Regions from separate parts of the Homo sapiens genome. Here region 2 is linked to region 1. A link is an interaction called in ENCODE POLR2A ChIA-PET data of the cell type or tissue named here. Cell type or tissue: MCF 10A. All regions are shown on one strand. Each heading gives the region's core, and the rest is flanking DNA. Links, peaks and the distances in the headings are about the cores only. Region 1 overlaps CTDSPL (CTD small phosphatase like). Region 2 overlaps CTDSPL (CTD small phosphatase like).

Region 1 (9,586 bases), core at 830-8,829:
CCAAGGAGGACGAGGGCCGGTTGCCGGGCGCGGGCGAGAAAGGTGAGGAGGGGCGCAGGCGGCCGCGGGCTGGGGGCGAGCGCACACCCCGCGCCGCTGGAGTTCACTGCCGGGCGCCGGCATGGGCCTGGGGGAGGGGTGCACAGGGCCCGGAGGGTGCGTGGGTGTGGGGTGCGCCCGGAGGAGAGCGAGGCTGCCAGAGTGCGTGTGCCGACTGAGCCAGTGTGAGTGTGCAGGGGCTGGCGGAGAGACTGGGAGCGAGTGTGTGTGCATCTAACCGGGAGGTTGTGAGTTTGTGTGCGCGCACGCCCGCAGAGAAGTTGTGAGCCTGTGTGTGCACCTAACACAGAGGTTCTAAGTGTGTGCACTTGTATGTGTGTGTGCACACGCGGACAGAGTGATTGTAAGGATATGTGTGCACCTCACAGAGAGGTTGTGAGATTGTAAGGGTTTGCGCACCTAACGGAGATGTTGTGAGTGCTTTTTTTCCTGACAGGCTGTGAGTTTGTGTTGTGTGTATTAGAGGTTTGTATGGGCCTGACTGAGGGGTTGTGGAATGTGTGTGCGTGAGCATGAGCCTGGAGAGGTTCTATGCCTGTTCACTCCTGACAGAGTTTGTGAGTGTGTATGATTGTGTGACTACACCACCCAACTGGCGGATTGAATGTGTTGTATACATCTACTGGGAGGGCGTGTGTGTGTGTAAATTGTATACAATGAGGCTGTGTGCATCAGTGCACCTAACCACGAACCTGTGTGTACAGATGTGTGTGCCTTCCTGTGTATCAGACAATGAGGCCATGTGTCTGGGTGTGTTTAGTTGGTTGTGCAAGTGCTGGAGTCTGGGGGGGAGAAGAGGCAGTTCGGAGCCATCCCCGCTTTCTCCCTTCTCCACTCTTTGCTGTCTCCGGGCCACCAGCATGTTGGGAGGACTTACAAGGCCTGGCCCTTCCAGGGCCCTTTTAGGACCCAGCTTTAAAGGGCACTTGTGGATCCCTTATAGTGCCAGGAGTGTCCCCTCCCAGAGAGCTGGCCAAGGGCTCAGCCAGCACTGTGCTTCTGTGCCTGATTTGATTTTGGCACATTTTGACCCCAGCCCCCCATTCTGTTTCCTTTTTGTCCTTTCTCTTGGTGTCTGTGTTCCCACTTAGAGACTTGGCGTGTCCCCCTCTCTTGCATGCCTGGAACTTTCTGTGCCTCTAGTGTGTTGGGACTTGGACAGACTGTTTTGAAGGGTCAAGGAATCTGGCTTCTTTTGTTCTGGTGACTAAAGCTTGCCTCATTCTCTTCCTGTCCTGCGCCTCGTGAACACCTGGACTGAGGTCAGGTGCAGCCCACCAGGACCCCTGACCCCTCTCCAGGCCGGAGCTGGCCACAGCCGGCTTTGGGGATGAGTCAGATTTCTTTCTAGGGGCTCCCACCTTTGCTGTGCCAGTGGGTGAGGTGTGCAGCCCCTGCTAGAAATCTGCGTGGGAGTGAGGGGAATATTCTGCCTCTCCTCAGGCAGAGGCCACTGGGCAAGCCCGTCAGAAAAACGGAAGGAACCAGCAGGTACCCTCAGGTTGGGCATTTGTCAACCTGTTTGCAGTTTCGTAGACCACAAACATTGTATGTGTCTGCAGACTGGATTTCTTTTATGTAAAATAAAGAATTCAAACTCTCTCAGGCATTTTTCTGTGCCTTTCAGATGGTCTAAAAAATTCTGCAAGAGAGTGCTCCAGGTAAATCCCCGTATTTCTCTGGGACCCAAGTGGGCAGCTGCTTGGTGATCTGGACTTCCTGCCATAGGGGCTGTTAGTTCTTGGAGCCCTGGCTGGGTGTGTGCCCTCAGGGAGCGTTTGGTTGGAGGCATCAAGGAGGTTTGCTTCCTGTGCTCCTTACCAGCTGTGGATTGAGTGCTTTGTGTGATGCTTTGCCAGAGAGAATCCACAGCTCTTTGAGGAGAGGTGTGGCACAAAGCAGGGAAATATTTGTCAGAGCCTCAGACCTCCTGCTGCCCCCCACCTGACTCCAGGAGCAGGAGCAGGAGCTCTGCCAACTTTCCCTTTTCCTCTAGGTGCTAGGATTTTTAAAACAAAGAATCAATCTATCCAAAATCCAAACCATGTACAAATACTCCAGGATAGTGCTTGTTCTATTCAACTTGTTTACATTACTTTTCATGACAATCTTTTATTATCTTTAGCAGCCTATTTTGTTTGCCAGTGTCAGATTGGTTGTTTGTTAACCGATTAGAGGAATTCTTTACCTGCAGCCCTGGGGTGGGGTGGTTGGCTAGTAGGTCCTTCTTGCTGAAGCATTGAAATCCTACTCAATTTAGTTCTTCACTTTAAAAAATGGAAATAATTTTGGTTACCTATAATGTCGCAATAAACTCTAGAGTCAAATGTTGGAATAATTTCTTCAGATTTATAAACCAGTAAACCGGTTCAGCAATGTTTCTAGCTTAAGCATGTTGATATCTTCAGATGGGCACATAAAATTATGTAAAATACATTTTTACATAATTTTACATTATGTAAAAATGTATTTTACATAATTTTATTTTGAGATAATTATTTTGTTTTAAAAATATTGGGCCTGGAATATTTTAAATATTTAAGTTTTATAATAGGGAAGAAACTATTGCTTTTACATGTTTACTTTCATCATTTATTCTGTAAAATAGGAATAGTAATGACTACCTCTGGGGTGTGACCTGAGGGTTCAAAGAGATGATGTACATTAAAGACTCTGCCTGGTTCACCACTGTGTCATGATTCCATAAATCTTTCTTTAGATACAGATTTACAAAGGAAGTACTAAGCATGGGCTGTGGTGTTTTGCACCAAGTTGAATTACTTCTTGACACATTGCCACGTGGTGGTGCACAACTCAGAGATGACTGTCACTGTCAGCCTGGCCTGTCACAGAATGCTCATATCTTACAGTTGTGTTTGATTTGGTTGATAATGTCAAGATAAAGAGACAAATTTCCCTGTAAGTTTAACTCAGCCTACTTTGCAATCTGGAAATTTCCTCTTACACATTAATAGGAAAATGTCCAACAGTACAGTAGAAAAGTGGACAAGAGTTAGGAACAAGAAAGTCGTAGAGGAAGAAATCTGAATGGCCAATAAATATATGAAATTGTGCTCTACTTCATGTGAAACCTTTTCATGCATCAGCTTGGTTAAACATTTAAATGACTGCCAATGTTCAAAGTAGACAAAGGTTTGGAAAATGACTTAATAGACTTTTGTGAGAGAATAAAGTGAGTACAGAGTTTTTAGAGAGTAATTTAATACTGAATCAATTAGGAACACATTTGGCTGCAAGTAACAGAAAACCAGATTTACTGCAGCTTAAACCAATAGGAGTTTATTCTTCCCACATAATAAGCTGTCTGAGGTAGGCTGCTGATAGCTTTTTCAGCAACTCATTGATACCAGGGCCAACATCATAGTGATTCTCCTGGTTTTCCCTCATGTTATAGCATGGCTGCCACCCTTCCAAACACCACAGCCACCTTTAGGGCTGGAAAAAGAGTGCCAGTCTTGTGTATTCCTTTTACCTGGAAAGCAGAAACGCAAAAACATTCCTAGGGACCACCCAGAAAACTTTGCTGATGTTTAATTGGCCAGAACCAGGCCACATGGCTACCCCTTGCTGCAAACAGAGTGAGGAAAGTGAGTTTCCAGCTTTTAAACCAGCCTTTGCTGTGGGAGGCAGGAGGGGAGAAGATTGAAAATAGGTGGGAACAGGTATTGGTTCAGCCAAACAGCAGTATTGACCACACATTGAAAGCTCCTGTTCTACTTCTGAGTTTCTGTTCTAGAGAAATAACCTCATTTGTGCTCAAAGAAACATGTACAAGGATTTTCACTTAATGGCTACATTGCTTGCAATAGCAAGTATTAGAACCATCCTAAGTGTCAGTAGGTGAATGGTTAGGCTATGATACATCATTAGCAGAATACTGTGAGGCAGTTGAAAAGAATGAGCTAAATTAAATCTAAACATACAGATAGGTGAATTTTCAAGACATTTTAAAGCAGGAAAAATTTTGAAGAACAGTATAAACAGTATGGTTCCTACCTTTGTAAAAAAAAAATCACACATACACACAACTGTATATTTGTTTAGAAATACAGAAAAAGTAATATGGAAGGAAATAAGCTGACAACAAATATTCCTCTGGGAGAAGACTGGACAACAAAGATTCCTCTAGGGAGAGGAAACTTTGCCTTTTGTTTAAATATTAATGAAATATACTCATTTTACAGATGAAATTTTTTAACTAAAAAAAGAAATTTCCCATAGCTCTTTGAAGGGAAAGAAATAATTTGAGGGAATTGAACAATAATAAAACCAAAAAAATCTCAATTAGTATGCAGTATTAGCAAGAACATATCAATGACATCTAAACAGTTAATTATTTTGTAAGCTAATATGTGTCCTTGATGAGATTTCTGCAGGAAAATTTGTTTGGGCAGATATTTTTGCCTAAGGTGCTAGGTGTGTTTCCTTTAAATGTTTGTAATACTCAGTGTTAATTCAGAAACTTTAAGCTTTGGGCTGCTAACAAAATTATAGCAAAGAGAAGACTTTTGGAAGCAATAATTATTTCAGATGACAGAAGCAGATTTATAGTAGATTCAGACTAACTTTTTTATATTAAACTTTTTATTTGGAGATAACTGTAAATTTACATGCAGTTTTAAGAAGTCACAGAGACTTTCTATGCCCTCTACCCGGTTTCTCTTATTACTGACATCTTGTAAAACTGTATAGTATCACATCAGGATGTTGACATTGATATAGTCAAGGTATAGAAAAATTTCATCATCAGGAGGATCCCTCCTGTTGCCCTTCAGAGTCACACTGCTTCCCTCCCATGCCCACCCTGCTCCATATCCCACTGGTGACCACTAATCCACTCTACATTTCTAAAATTTTATCTTTTTAGGAACATTATCTAAATGGAATCAAACAGTATGTGATCTTTTGGAATTGCTTTTTTTCACTCAACATAATTATCTGGAGATTCATCCAGGTTGTTCCTTGTATTAATCTTTTTTTTTAAATTGCTCAATTGTATTCCATGACATGGATATACCACAGTTTGTTTAACCATTCACGCTTTGAATGATCTGTACATTGTTTCTAGATGTTGAGTATTATGAATAAAGCTGCAATAAACATTGGTATACATGTTTTTGTTTGAACCTAAGTCTTCATATCTCTGGGATAAATGCCCAGTGTGCAATTGCTGGATCATATGGTAGTTGCATGTTTACTTTTTAAAGAAACTGCCAAACTGTTTTCTTGAGTAAATGTAGCATTTTACATACCCACCAGCAATGTATAAGTGATCCAGTTTCTCTGCATCCTCACCAGCATTTGGTGTTGTCACTGTTTTTAAAAATTTTTATTTTGAAATAATTATAGACTCGAAAGAAGTTGCAAAAATAATACAGAGAGGTCCCATGTACCCATCACCTAGTGTCCCCTAACGCTAACGTCTTATATAATTGTATATTTCATTATCAAAACCAGGAAATTGACATTGGCAAATACAGTTGTTTAGACTACAGACCTTACTCACATTTCACCAGTTTTTGCATGAATTCATTTTTTGTAGCTTTATGCATCTTTAACACATTTATGTTTGTATAGCCACCATCACAAGCTACAGAACTCGTTTGTCACCACAAAGGAACTCCTTTGAGTTACCTTTTTCATTTCTTTTTTAAAAACTGATATATAATATTTGTACATTTTTCTGAGGTACATATGATATTTTATATGCATAGAATAGTGTAATGATCAAGTCAGGGTATTTAGGGTATCCATCACCTTGAGTAATTATCACTTCACTATTTTTCATATTAGCCATTCTGATATGTGGTGGTAGCTTATTACGGTTTTAATTTGCATTTCCCTGATGGCTAATGATGTTGAACATCTTTTCATGTGCTTATTTTTCTTCTATATATCTTCTTTGATGAGCTGTCCCTTCATGTCTTTTGCCCATGTTCTAATTGGATTTTTTTAAACCGTCAAGTTTTGAGAATTTTTATATATTATAGATATTAGTCCTTTTTCAGATATGTGGTTTGCAAGTATTTCTTCTAGCCTATAGCTTGGCTTTTCATCCTCTAAAGAGCCTTTTTCAGAGCAAAAGTTTTAAATTTTGATAAGGTGCAATATATAAATATTTCCTTTTATTGATTGTGCTTTTGGTGTCAAATCTAAGAACTCTCTGCCTAGCACTAGATCCCGAAGGTTTTCTCCTACGCTTTTTCCAAGTTTTATAATTTTACATTAAATTTAAGTTCATGATCCATTCTGAGTCCATTTTTTAATAAGGCGTGAAACTTTGGTTTGGTTTTTTGTCTCTGAGTGTCTGGTTGCTTCAGCTACATTTGTTGAAAAAGTTATCTGTCCTTCCTCCTTTGAATTTCTTTTGCATCTTTGTCAAAAATTAGTTGGGCATATTTATGTGGGTCTGTTTCTGGGTTTATTTATTTTGTCCCACTGATCTATATGTCCATCCCCCTGCCTATACTATATAATCTTGATTTCTGTAGCTAAATAATAAGTCATGATATAGAGTAGACTGATGCTTCCAACTTTTGTTCTTTTTCAAAATTGTTTTAGCTGTTCTAGTTTTGTTGCCACATTATGTAAATTTTACAATACTCTTGTCTATATCTACAAATATCTTCCTGAGATTTTGATAGGAATTTAATTAAACCTGTGTATCAATTTGAGGAGAACTGACATCTTTTCTAGATTAAGTCTTCCAATCCATGAACACAGTACGTCTCTCTATTTATTTAGATCTTTGATTCTGCCATTAGGCTTTCAGCATACAAGTCCTATTAATATTTTATTAGATTTACATCTGAGTGTTCTTTTTAAACTATACATATTTTAATTGATACATCATAGTTTTACATATTTATAGGGTATATAATCATATAAACACATTGCGTAGTGATCAGATCAAGGTAATTAGCATATCCATCATCTCAAACATTTATCATTTCTTTGTGTTGGGCGCATTTATTATCCTCCTTTTAGTTATTTAAAACTATATAGTATTGTTGCCCATAGTTATCCTACAATGCTGTAGAGTGTTTATTTTTTAAGCGACTATCAATTGTATTTATTTTTTATTTTGGTGCCCACGTGTTCAGTGCTAACATGCAGACATACAAAAGATTTTTGAATACTTATCTTGTATCCTATGACCTTGCTGAGCTCACTTATTAGTTGTAAGAGGCTTTTTATAGATTCCCTGAAGTCCTTCACATAGACAAACGTGTCATCAAATAAGAACACTTACATGTCTTCATTTCTGACTTGTATGCCTTTTATTTCTTTTTCTTGCTTTATTGCACTGACTAGAACTTTAGCAGTATGTCGAACAAGAGTAGTGAGAATGGACATCCTTGTCTTGGTCCCAGTCTTAGGGGGAAACCATTCAGTATTTTATCATTAGTATAATGTCAGCTGTAGGTTTTTTAATAGAAGTCTTTAACAGGTTGAGGAAGTAACCTTCTAATTCAATTTTTCTGAGAGTTTTTAATCAAGAATGAATGTTAACTTTTGTCTTATGCTTTTTCTGCAACAATTAGTCTAATCATGTGATTTTTCTCCTTTAGTCTGTTAATGCGATAGATTAAACTGATTTTTGAATATTGAACCAGACTTGCGTCCATGGAATGAACCTTACTTGGTTGTGGTGTATAATTCTTTCTATATATTGATGAATTCTATTTGCTAATATTTTGTTAAGGATTTTTTTGTCTGTAAGTGATGTTGGTCTGCAGTTTTCTTTTTTTGTGTTGTCTTTATCTGGTTTGGTATCAGTGTTACCTCTCTTTTGTATTCTGGAAGAGATTGTGTAGAATTGGTGTGAATTTTCCAGTGAAATCATCTGGGCCTGGACGTTTTTTCGGAGGGATGGGGGTTGGGGGGAATTTTTAAACTACAGATTGAATTTTCTTAATAGTTATAGAGCTATTTAAATTATCTCTTTCAGATTGGGCAACTTGGGTAGTTTTTTGTTTTTCTGAGATTTGAGTCATTTCATCTAAGTTGTCAAATTTGTGTGTATAGAGCTATTCATAGCATTTTTCCCTTATTACCTTTTTGATGCCTGCAGAATCTGTAGTGTTATGCCCTGTTTCATTCCTGATGTTGACAATGTGTGTCCTCCATCTTATTTTTTGTGTGTCAATCTTGCTTGAGGTTTCTCAATTTTCTTATTCTTTACAAATAACCAGTTCTTTGTTGCATTGATTTTTAAAATTGCTTCTGTTTTCAACTTTGTTGATTTCTGTTCTTATCTTTATTTCCTTACTTCCGCTTTATTTGGGTTTATTTTGCTCTTCTTTTTCTAGGTTCTTGAAGGGGCACTTAGATGAATGATTTGAGGCTTTCTCCCTTTCCTAATTTATGCATTTAGTGCTACAAGTTTCTCTCTCAACACTACCTTAGCTGTGTCCCACGAATTTTGATATTTTGCAATTTTGGTTTTCATTCAGTTCAATACTTTTTAAAAATATACTTTATTTTTAAAAGCAGTTTTAGGTTCTCAGCCATATTGAGCAGAAAGCACAGAGAATTTCCATATATTCCCTGACTGCACAGATGCATAGCTCCCCATACTATCAACATCCCACACCAGAGTGGCCCATTTATTACAATTGATAAACCTGTGTTGACATGTCATTATCACCCAAGGTCCAAGAACATAAGGGTTCACTCCTGGGGTTTTATATTCTATGAGTTTGTACAAATGTATAATTACATATACCTACCATTATAGTATTATACAGAATAATTTCATTGCCCTAAACATCCTCTGTGCTCCACTTATTCATCTCTCTCTCCCCTGCCCAATCCCTGGCAACCACTGATCTTTTTACTGTCACCATAGATTTGCCTTTTCTAGAACGTCATATACTTGGAATCATATAGTATGTAGCCATTTCAGATTTGCTTCCTTCACTTAGTAATATGCATTTTCATTTCCTCCATGTCTTTTCATGGCTTGTTAACTTATTTCTTTTTAATACTGATTAATATTTCATAGTCTGTATGTACCACAGTTTATCCATTCACCTACTGAAGGGCATGTTGGTTGCTTCCAAGTTTTAGCCCTTATGAATAAAGCTACTATAAACATATGTGTGCAGGTCTTTGTGTAGATTTAAGTTTTCAGCTCTTTAGGGTAAATACCAAGGAACATGATTGCTGGTTTGTATGGTAAGAGTATTTTGTTGTTTTGTAAGAAACTGCCAAACTGTGTTCCAAAGTGGCCCTACCATCTTTAGCTTTCAGAAGTTTAGTTATGATATGTCTTGGCATGGATTTCTTTTAGCTTATTCTGTTTGCAGTTCATTCTGCTTCTTGGTTTATGTCTTTGCTAAACTGGGGGAGTTTTCAGGCATTATTTTCTTGAGTACTTTTTCAGCTCTGCTCTTTCTCTTCTCCTTCTGAGACTATGATGACATAAATGTTAGATCTTTTGTTATAGTCCCACAGATTTATCCATACTGAGCTTTTTTGGTTTTCAGTCTTTTCTCCCCTA
Region 2 (9,586 bases), core at 1,074-9,073, 78 kb after region 1:
GTTGGTCAATGCTTCTGTACCACCTAGCATCAGAGCTTACATTTTGAGAGACAATCCTTTCCATTTCAAATCACATAAACCCAATTATATTGGCTTAGGAGCAAAAGAGAATTTGTTTACTTACATAACTGAAAATTCCAGAAGGGTCTGGTTTTAATAAAACCAAGTCCTCAGACAGTGTCGTCAGAAATCTGTCCTTCTTTGTAACCCAGCTCCTTTTTTCTCAGTTTTGGCTTCATGCTCAGGTAGGTATTTCTTACGAGGTGCAAAGATGACTACCAATTGCTCCAGGCTTACATCCTGCCATGTTAAGAAACCCAGCAAAAGGCAAATATCCCTTCCAATAGGGCTTGCATGAATCCTTGCAGAGTCTTTGGTCCAGGGTGGGTCACGTGCCCATCCCTAAGCCAGTCATGTGGCTCAGATTGGCCAGCCCTTGATAAAGGACAGAACATTGGTAGGGTGAGAGTGGTTCCCCAGAGGAAAATAGAGGAACTTTTACCAGAAAGAAGGGTAATGGATTCTGGCAGGCAAAAAATGTCAGATGTCCACTACACTCCCCATCTGTAACTGGTGCTTTGAAGATACGGGTTCTTGCTGCTGGGCCAGCACTCTGCCTAGAAGACCAGGGAAGCATTTGGAAGGCTTCCTGTCTTGTCTTTAGAGAGGAAGGCAGTTGTCTATATGTGTACTTTAAGCTGCCCCATTCATAGACCCTCTGTAAGCCTATTGCTGGCAGATAGGAGGTCCCCAGCCCATGGGAGGGGCAAGGGAGAAATGTGTATGAGTGGGAAACAGGGTCTTAATTTGCTGGGCTGCAGTGACACCAGGGCCAGGGGCCTAGGCAGAAGCATTAGCTCTAAGGGCATATCCAGGAAAACAGAGCCACATGCTACCCTGTTCCTCCAGTGGATACACAGGGACCATGCCCCACATCTCCAGCTCTTCACAACCCTCTCCAGGGTTTCTACTCCACCCGAGTTTGTGCACAGAAATGGAGAAAGTTAAGTCTTTAACTTCTCTACCTCATCTACCTCTATCAAGGATTTCCCTTTACTCTCCCTGTGGGGTATCTGTGCCCATGGCATCTTTGTGTGCTGGGACCGGCTATGGGCATGCTTTCTTTCTATCTTTTTTTCTTTTTTTTTTTTTTGAGACAGAGTCTCACCCTGTCACCCAGGCTGGAGTGTGGTGGCGTTATGTCAGCTCACTGCAACTTGTGCCTCGGCCTCCTGAGTAGCTGGGATTACAGGGGCCCGCCACCACACTCCGCTAATTTTTGTATTCTTAGTAGAAACAGGGTTTCGCCATGTTGTCCAGGCTGGTCTCAAACTTCTGGCCTCAGGTGATCTGCCCGCCTTGGCCTCCCCAAGTGCTGGGATACAGGAATGAGCCACCGCATTTGGGCCGGGCATGTTTTCATTGACAGGGATAAGGAGGAGAAAGAGGGTGGTCCTTCAAAGCAGGCCTGCCCCGGGCTGAGCCTTGGGAAAATGGCAGCATGTTGTAGCCTATTGGGGGACCCGGCAGGGGAGACTGCTGGGTCAGCTAGCCACCTCTGTGGTCCTCCTTGCATGGTCCTCCTCAATGCTCCTTTCTGATGTACAGCTTGAGATAAGAAGTCCCTGGAACCAGATGCAGACCCAGCAGGCAGAATGCTCTGCAGAAGAGAGCTAAGCTTCAGCCCCAGAGGGAATTAAGTAAGGGGATTGGGGAGGGAGAGTGTATGCTTCCTGACCTCCACTTGAAAGCATTGTTCTTTTCCTAAGGGAAAACAGCCCCCAGCAGAGCTCACTGGGACATGCAACCCCTCCCTTTTCCTTCCCCATGTCTATATCTAATTTTTAGAGCAATTGATTAAAATCACTTCCTGAGATTTTTCTAGTTTTGCTTTCTGAATTACAGTTTATGTAACCAAGATCTGTTATAGTGAGTTGTTTCTCCTAGTTGTCAGATAGCAGAGAAAAAAATGTACGCCCGCAGAATCCAGCCTTTGATCCAGCGTTCCTGGAGAACCCTCACTCATTTATGAAGCGAAAGCTTTTATGAGACTATAATAATAAAAGCTAAAATGTATATAGCCTGGGTGTGGTGCCTCACAACTGTAAGCCCAGCACTTCGGGAGGCCGAGGCAAGCAGATCACTTGAGCTCAGGAGTTTGAGACCTGCCTGAGTAGCATGACAAGACCCTGTCTCTACTAAAAATAGAAAAATTGGCTGGGCGTGGTGGCACATGCCTATAGTCCCAGCTACTTGGGAGACTGAGGTGGGAGGATGTCTTGAGCCCCGGGGGTAGAGGTTGCAGTGAGCCAAGACTGTACCACTGTACTCCAGCCTGGGTGACAGAGTGAGACCCTGTCTTTAAAAAACAAACAAAAATTATGGAGTGCTTGCTCTATGCTAGGCACTGTTATAAGAACTCATTTAATTCTCACAACAAACCCTAAGATGGGTATTTATTATCCCCATTTTACAGATAAAGAAACTGAGGCACAAAGAAGTCACACAACTTGCCCAGGTCCTGTACTGTTGCTGGTTGAGCCAGATTTCGCACCTAGGCAAGTTGGCATTGGAGCCCACATTCCTAACCACCACACATTTTTCTAACTTGATGGGCTTTACCTGTCATGTCAAGAATTAATTGTGGGATGCAAAATCAACAGCAGAGAGACAAGTCAAAAAGCAACTGTAGTGGACCTGAGCCAGGATAGGGCAGGGACAAGGAGTTGCTAAGGATATATTTAAGAATCGATTAGGATGTCAGAACCAACAACTTAATGAGGGAAAAGGACAGATGTCTAGCTTAGGATATTGGTACCCTGAGTGAAGAGGGGAGTGGTGAGCCCCATTTAGATATGCTGAGTCGAGGCATCCAGAGGAGATGTCCAGCAGACAGGTGGATGAACTGGCCTGGCCCAAAGACACAGCTCAGTCAGACACACGTTCATTTGGGAGTTTAGTGGCCAAAGAACAAATGATCTCCATGGGGCGGTTGGCGAAGGCTTCCTGGGTGAGGTTGGCTTTGAGCCAGGCTCTGAAGAGCAGGATGCTCTGAGAAGTGGGGAAATGGGGGGAGGAGGAGTGGGAGAAGGGATGTCAGTGTGATGAGGAGTCTACCATGGAGGAAGCTAGGGAGTAAGGTGGGCAGGTGCTGGGTTTGGATAAGGGAGGTTATCAGGGAAAAGTGACAGAAAACTTTGGAATGACTTTTGATGACTCCTTCCTCCTAAGTCTGATTTTTAAAAATGAAAATCGTTACGGAATATTTTAGACTGACGTTCATAGTTGCTACTCCCTCCTTTGCTCTTCCAAAGTAATTTCTTAAAACCAATGTTATGGGGAGATGTATGCATTCAACTATCTTTAATATCCTAAAAGACCTTGTTCTTGGATACCTGGGCCACCAGGAGACCTCTCATGTGTCTTATCAGTGGAAACGTAAAGGGGGCAAGCGAGGAAAGGTGGTGAGAGGTAAAGTCTTGGTCAAAGCAGAGAAGCAACAAGACCCCTTTTGTGTGTACAAGGAGGATGAGCGGTGGAGCTGGATGCCAGATGAGAAAGCCAGCAGGAGCGTTCTACTGGGAAAAGGACACTTCTTTGGTACCTTCTTTTCACATGGGCCTCCTCCGGTTTTGAGTTTGGTGGGTATGTTCATTCTTGTTGATATCATAGACCAGGAGTGGCTGTGGGCCGTGACAGTAGCCACATTGCTTCTGCAAGGCTGAGAACACTGCTGTTGCCTGGTTTGTGTCATAGGCTTGGAGTGTAGAAGCGTACGAATTAGGCTGAAGGTTGAGAATTAGAAGGAGGATATGGTTTAGAAATAGCACAAAGTTGCCAAAAGACAGTTTAACAAGACTGTTTACTCCCCCCCCATTATTAGAGCAATACATAATTACCAGAAAACATTTGGAAAATGTGGAAGAAATGTAAACACTTATGGTCTGACAATTAATTACTGTTAACCTTTTGACATATTTCTTGCAAATCTTTTCTCAATTATAATCTTTTTTAGTTTGCTTTGCTTAGTTATGATCAAGTCAGATATACAATAATATATATTAACTTTTTCACCTAATGTTATGACGTCAACATTTGTCCATTAAACTGAATTTTTATTTCATGTGTCAACCAAAACTCTCTTACCAGTTTATGAGCAAATCAAGGACCTTCTGGATGATAGCTGGGGGAGAGAAGTAGCAGCTGGGGCTGGAAGGCAGTAGGGTCATTAGTCCAGAGCACCCACGTCTGGAGCCCTATTCAGGAACAAGTGAATGCTGAGGGTGGGTGAGGCCAGTGCTGATACTGAGGAAATCCTTCCATTTACCCTTCCCACTTCTCCTATTCTGAGAGTTCTAGACCAATCCAAGAGTGATTAGAAAATTAGCCACTGAGCCTCCAAGAGGTTCCTGCAGGCCCTAGAACTAACCTTATTTGAAAGGAAGAATCCTGGAACCTCCCACAGCTGTGAAAATGAAACCACTTTGGCTGCTTCACTCTTTATACAGAGAAGGAAAGACCTGGGTAAGCTCCCTTTCCCTGTCTGGAGGCACGATGGCCTCCCAGGTGTTCAGATAACTAATTTACTGACTCCGTTAGCAGTGTGTAGCTTCTGTACAGTAAGTAATCATGTGGTAGAAATTATGAATAGTGTACTGGTTCCAAGTTTATGAATTTTTTAGTATGTAAGTTCATTTGTTAATTAGTTAGTTAGTTAGTTATGGGGAAAGTTCGTGTGATCCAAGGATGAAAATAGGACCTGGGAAGGTGCTTTCTGCAGACTGCTCAGTGTCTCTGAGACATGAACAAATAGCTTGTTTACTTGCAGAGGAATGTGCTATCAGCCAGGGAAAAGATTTTTTTTTCCCCCTGACTAAATTATCTGGGTGTGGCATAAAAATTAAAACACCCAGAGTAACAATGAAATGGTTTAACGAATCATTTATATTAAATACAAGTTTATTGCAATGCTTTTCTCTCCCTATTTGGCATGTTCCACCTTCTTAATCTAACCTAAGTTGTTTCAAGATTGTATTCAGCATGGCACATGGGGAAATCACACACTTTGGAAACAGGCCCACTTGGGTTTGAATCTGGCAAAGGAACCGACACAATCCTGCTGTATTTTCTCAATAGTTGTATTTTCTCAGCAGTAAGGTGGAAGCAGTAAACCTATCTCCTTAGGAGTATGTGAGATGAGGTTTGTGAACTATCGGGACCTACAGGGTTGGCCCTTGGTAAACAGTGATTATTATCTCTTCCCACACTGCCACTTAGGTGGCCCGCATGCCTGGCGGTCCCAATGGCCTGGTCTGGCCTGACCTGCCTTTGAAATGAGACGCCTGAAATGAGATGGCTGGTACTCTATGACAGGCACCCAAGGATCCTTGAGGAAGATAAAAACAGCCAGCTTTCTCAGAGATTTATGGTTCTGAAGCTCATCTTTAGTAAGTGTGGATCTTAAATTCATACTTACTGGGCCATTTGCCCAAACCTAGGGTAGAAACCATTCATATCTGTGGAGTTGCTGGAATAACAGCTTTTCAGTCCCTTTTCAGAATTTCCATCTGAATGCACTTAGTTTTGCTGCTGGCAGAAGAGCACCCCCAAAACATTCAGCAAAGGTTTTGTGATCTCTTGGGAGGAACTAGGTGTTACACAAATCACTCGTAAGTGCACAAAAAGAGGAATTGTGCCAGAATTGCTTTTTGGGAGAAGAGATAAGCTCCAACAGTTATCATGTGGACTTAAATCATTTCCTGCTCTGGCAATTTTCCCATTAATCCTAAGCATGGTCCCTTGCCTGCGGCCTCTTCTCAGTGCACCACTGATCCGCCCAGGCATGGCATGTGGTGGGACAGTCCCGGCTGCATTCCCAGGCAAATACTCCTGCCCCTCAAAGTTGTCAGTCCTCCCCTGAGGGGTGTTTTTCATCTATACTAATTTTCACCTTTTATTCCTGACTTGTGGCAGCTTGTCGTGAGCCTTGGATAAACAGAAAGGATGTGTCACTCCCTCCAGTGCCTTAGTTCAGAGCAGGCCAGGGCACAGTATTGCCCTGGATCTCGTGAAGATGGGCTTTGCCCTGGCTGGCCCTACTTGGGCAGGAACATGTGTTCTCCATCCAACATCTCCTGCTGTTTATGTTTTTTAAGTGTAAAGGAAGCCTTCAGCCCTAAGCTCTGTGGATCCAGGCCCCCACCAACTTCTTGACAAACTCTTGGCGAGTTTAAGCAGGCGGTTCTTTTGTGCCTTTACATATCTCATTTCTTAACCCACGAAGTTAGTCATTTCCATAGTGAGCAGGGGATGTCCAAGAACCTAGATTCAAAGTGATTATTTGTTGGTATCCATAATGGAGAGATGCTTCCCAGGGAGTGTCAAGTCGATTTGTGCCTGAGAAGATGTTTGTTTTGAAGTAGTGCTTGGTGCAGGGTGGGAATACTTCATCTGCTAGGTTCAGGAATGCAGATGGGGACTGACCCTGTGGGTGGGTCAGTTAATAAGCAGGCAGCCCCTGCTGGGCTGAGGTCAAAGGGATCCTGTCCAGCCAGAGGGATTGGACTCCATCAACTAGCTGGCTCCTGGGATTCTCACATTTGATTCACAGTTCTTTAGAGTAACTTCCAGGAGCCCCTCATCTTCTCCTGCTGAGCAGGCCCTCAGGGCTGGAATCTGGGGTCTGGGGGGCAACTGCACACTCAGATTTTTGCATTATATTACAACTATCAGTACATGCTGCAGTTGGCCATAGTGTGCTCTGTTTCTGTTTCCAGCCTCCCAGTGCAACGTCAGCTTAAAGAAGCAGAGGAGCCGCAGCATCCTTAGCTCCTTCTTCTGCTGCTTCCGTGATTACAATGTGGAGGCCCCTCCACCCAGCAGCCCCAGTGTGCTTCCGCCACTGGTGGAGGAGAATGGTGGGCTTCAGAAGGTCAGTACTGGTGAGGAACTGTGCCCTCCATAAAACTGCAGCAGTGGCATCTCTGTCCCATCCTTGATGAATATCCTTAAGAAGAATATGCAGAGCCAGGCGTGGTGGCTCACGTCTGTAATATCAGCACTGAGGTCAGGAGTTTGAGACCAGCCTGGCCAATATAGTGAAACCCCATCTCTACTAAAAATACAAAAAATTAGCTGGGCGTGGTGGCAGGCGCCTGTAATCCCAGCTACTAGGGAGGCTGAGGCAGGAGAATCGCTTGAACCTGGGAGGCGGAGGTTGCAGTGAGCCAAGATCCCGCCATTGCACTCTAGCCTGGGCAATAAGAGCGAAACTATGTCTCAAAAACAAAAAACAAAAAGAAAAGAATATGTGATAGTATGTGTACAGCCATTTACTTAAAGATTTGAAATTACCAAGAAAAGTAACCTTTTTTGATAAAGGATATCTCATTTAGCAACTAAGGATTATATTTGATGGGAGTTACATTAGTCACTTCACATTTTTATAACATTCTCTCTTGGGAAGTTGAATGCATGAAACAGTTAAACAACCAGTAGCAGACTCACAAATAGATAAAAAGAGAAACAGACATAGAGAAGAGCTAGCAATAAAATAATTGAGTGTAACTACCTTGTTTAATAACAAACATGTTATATATTCTTTTGTATGTATCAAATAAAATATGTCAGATTGTCACAATAGGTCAAAAACCAAAATCTACCCACATGCTAACACAGATCTGAAACAAAGTTACTCAGAACAGTTAGAAGTATAAGGATGAGGCCAGGCATGGTGGCTCACGCCTGTAATCCCAGCACTTTGGGAGGCCAAGGCGGGCAGATCACCTGAGGTCAGGAGTTAGAGACCAGCCTGGCCAACATGGCGAAACCCCTTCTGTAGCAAAAATACAAAAATTAGCCAGGCATGGTGGTGGGCACCTGTAATCCCAGCTACTCGGGAGGCTGAGGCTGGAGAATCGCTTGAACCTGGGAGACGGAGGTTGCAGTGAGCCAAGATCACGCCACTGCACTCCAGCCTGAGTGACAAGACTGAAACTCCATCTCAAAAAAAAAAATATATGTATATATGTATAAGGAATAAGGATGAGCGAAGAGACCTCATACAAATATAAATTAAAAGAAAACAAGGGTTACAATATTAATCTCAGTCAAAATGGAATTTCAGGAAAAATCACTGAAAGAAGATTATTCATTATGAAGATAGTTGACATTTGAGGACACAAAAGTCATAAAACTTTATGTTCCAAATAACATGAGCAAAGGACACAAACAGGTAATTCACAAAATAAGAAATATGGTTCAGTCTTGTTGATATCATAGACCAGGAGTGGCTGTGGGCGGTGGCAGTAGCCACATTGCTTCTGCAAGGCTGAGAACACTACTGTTGCCTGGTTTGTCTCACAGGCTTGGAGTGTAGAAGCATAGGAATTAGGCTGAAGGTTTTCATATGGTCAAACATACGAAAAAATAAGAAAAATGTTGCACATATAAATACATGAAAAATATTTAACATGTTTAATAATGGAAGAAATGCAAACTAAATAATGAGAGACCATTTTCCAGCTTTCTTTTTTTTTTTTTTTTTTTTTTTGAGACGGAGTCTCGCTCTGTCGCCCAGGCCGGACTGCGGACTGCAGTGGCGCAATCTCGGCTCACTGCAAGCTCCGCTTCCCGGGTTCACGCCATTCTCCTGCCTCAGCCTCCCGAGTAGCTGGGACTACAGGCGCCCGCCACCGCGCCCGGCTAATTTTTTGTATTTTTAGTAGAGACGGGGTTTCACCTTGTTAGCCAGGATGGTCTCGATCTCCTGACCTCATGATCCACCCGCCTCAGCCTCCCAAAGTGCTGGGATTACAGGCGTGAGCCACCGCGCCCGGCCATTTTCCAGCTTTCTACTTATCAAAGATATTTTTAAACACAATATTTGGTTTTAGCATGGAGTGGTAGGAGGGAGGATAGAGAATGTAAATAAGTTGCTGGTAACAATGTTAATTGATGACACCTTTCTGGAGGAAAATTTGGCAATATCATCTTAAAGCCTTAAAAATATCCCTATTTGTTGATGCAGGCAGTTCCCCTTTATGGACATAATTATGAATGTGCAAAGATTTAACCATGAGGTACCATCCAGCATAGATTATAATACCGAAAAATTATAAGCAACCCGATGTTCAACAACAGGCAGTTGGTTAAAAAAACTATAGAATAAATATGCAATCAAATAGCATACAGCCCTTCAAAATGATATGTCGTAAATATTGCTGATATAAAGAAATGGATAGAGTGTCTCTCTTGTTCTCTCACACACATACACATACAAGCATTTATAAGACTAGAAGGATGGATGCCGAAATATGAAGAGGTTATCTCCTATTGCTCACACTGGTGGAATTATAGCTAGGATTTTCTCCTTCCCTCTGTACTTCCCTCAGTTTTCATAAAATCAGCTTAAATTACTTTTATGATTTAAAAAATTATTTTAAAACCACATGTGGATGTATAGAAGGGAATTCTGGGAAGATGACAGCCTGAGCAGATGGCTCTATTAAAATTCCCTCCCAGGATAAACCCAGGTGGGCCTGCTGGTGGAGCCTGGAAAGTGCATTAAGGCCCCCAGTTTTCCTGA

The links. ChIA-PET counts read pairs that join two places held together with the same protein. Peaks named below come from ENCODE experiments on the same cell type or tissue, not always from the same donor. Only the 100,000 strongest peaks of a DNase experiment are listed, where the experiment ranks them.
Region 2: POLR2A ChIA-PET joins it to region 1 with 12 read pairs; 10 of 35 experiments call an interaction of 5 or more read pairs at or near these places.

Annotation. Positions count from the first base shown.
Region 1 is chr3:37,862,237-37,871,822 of GRCh38, forward strand. CTDSPL (CTD small phosphatase like) reads left to right here. Exons shown (of 8, transcript NM_001008392.2): 1 at 1-42. Among named protein-coding and RNA genes, the nearest start is that of CTDSPL, 5.2 kb to the left of the region's middle. RefSeq lists enhancers at 906-1,407, 1,408-1,907. In MCF 10A, for the core only: no CTCF peak of the experiment used is centred there; no DNase peak of the experiment used is centred there.
Region 2 is chr3:37,940,281-37,949,866 of GRCh38, forward strand. CTDSPL (CTD small phosphatase like) reads left to right here. Exons shown (of 8, transcript NM_001008392.2): 2 at 6,777-6,931. Among named protein-coding and RNA genes, the nearest start is that of MIR26A1, 24 kb to the right of the region's middle. In MCF 10A, for the core only: no CTCF peak of the experiment used is centred there; a DNase peak (open chromatin) is centred at 5,891.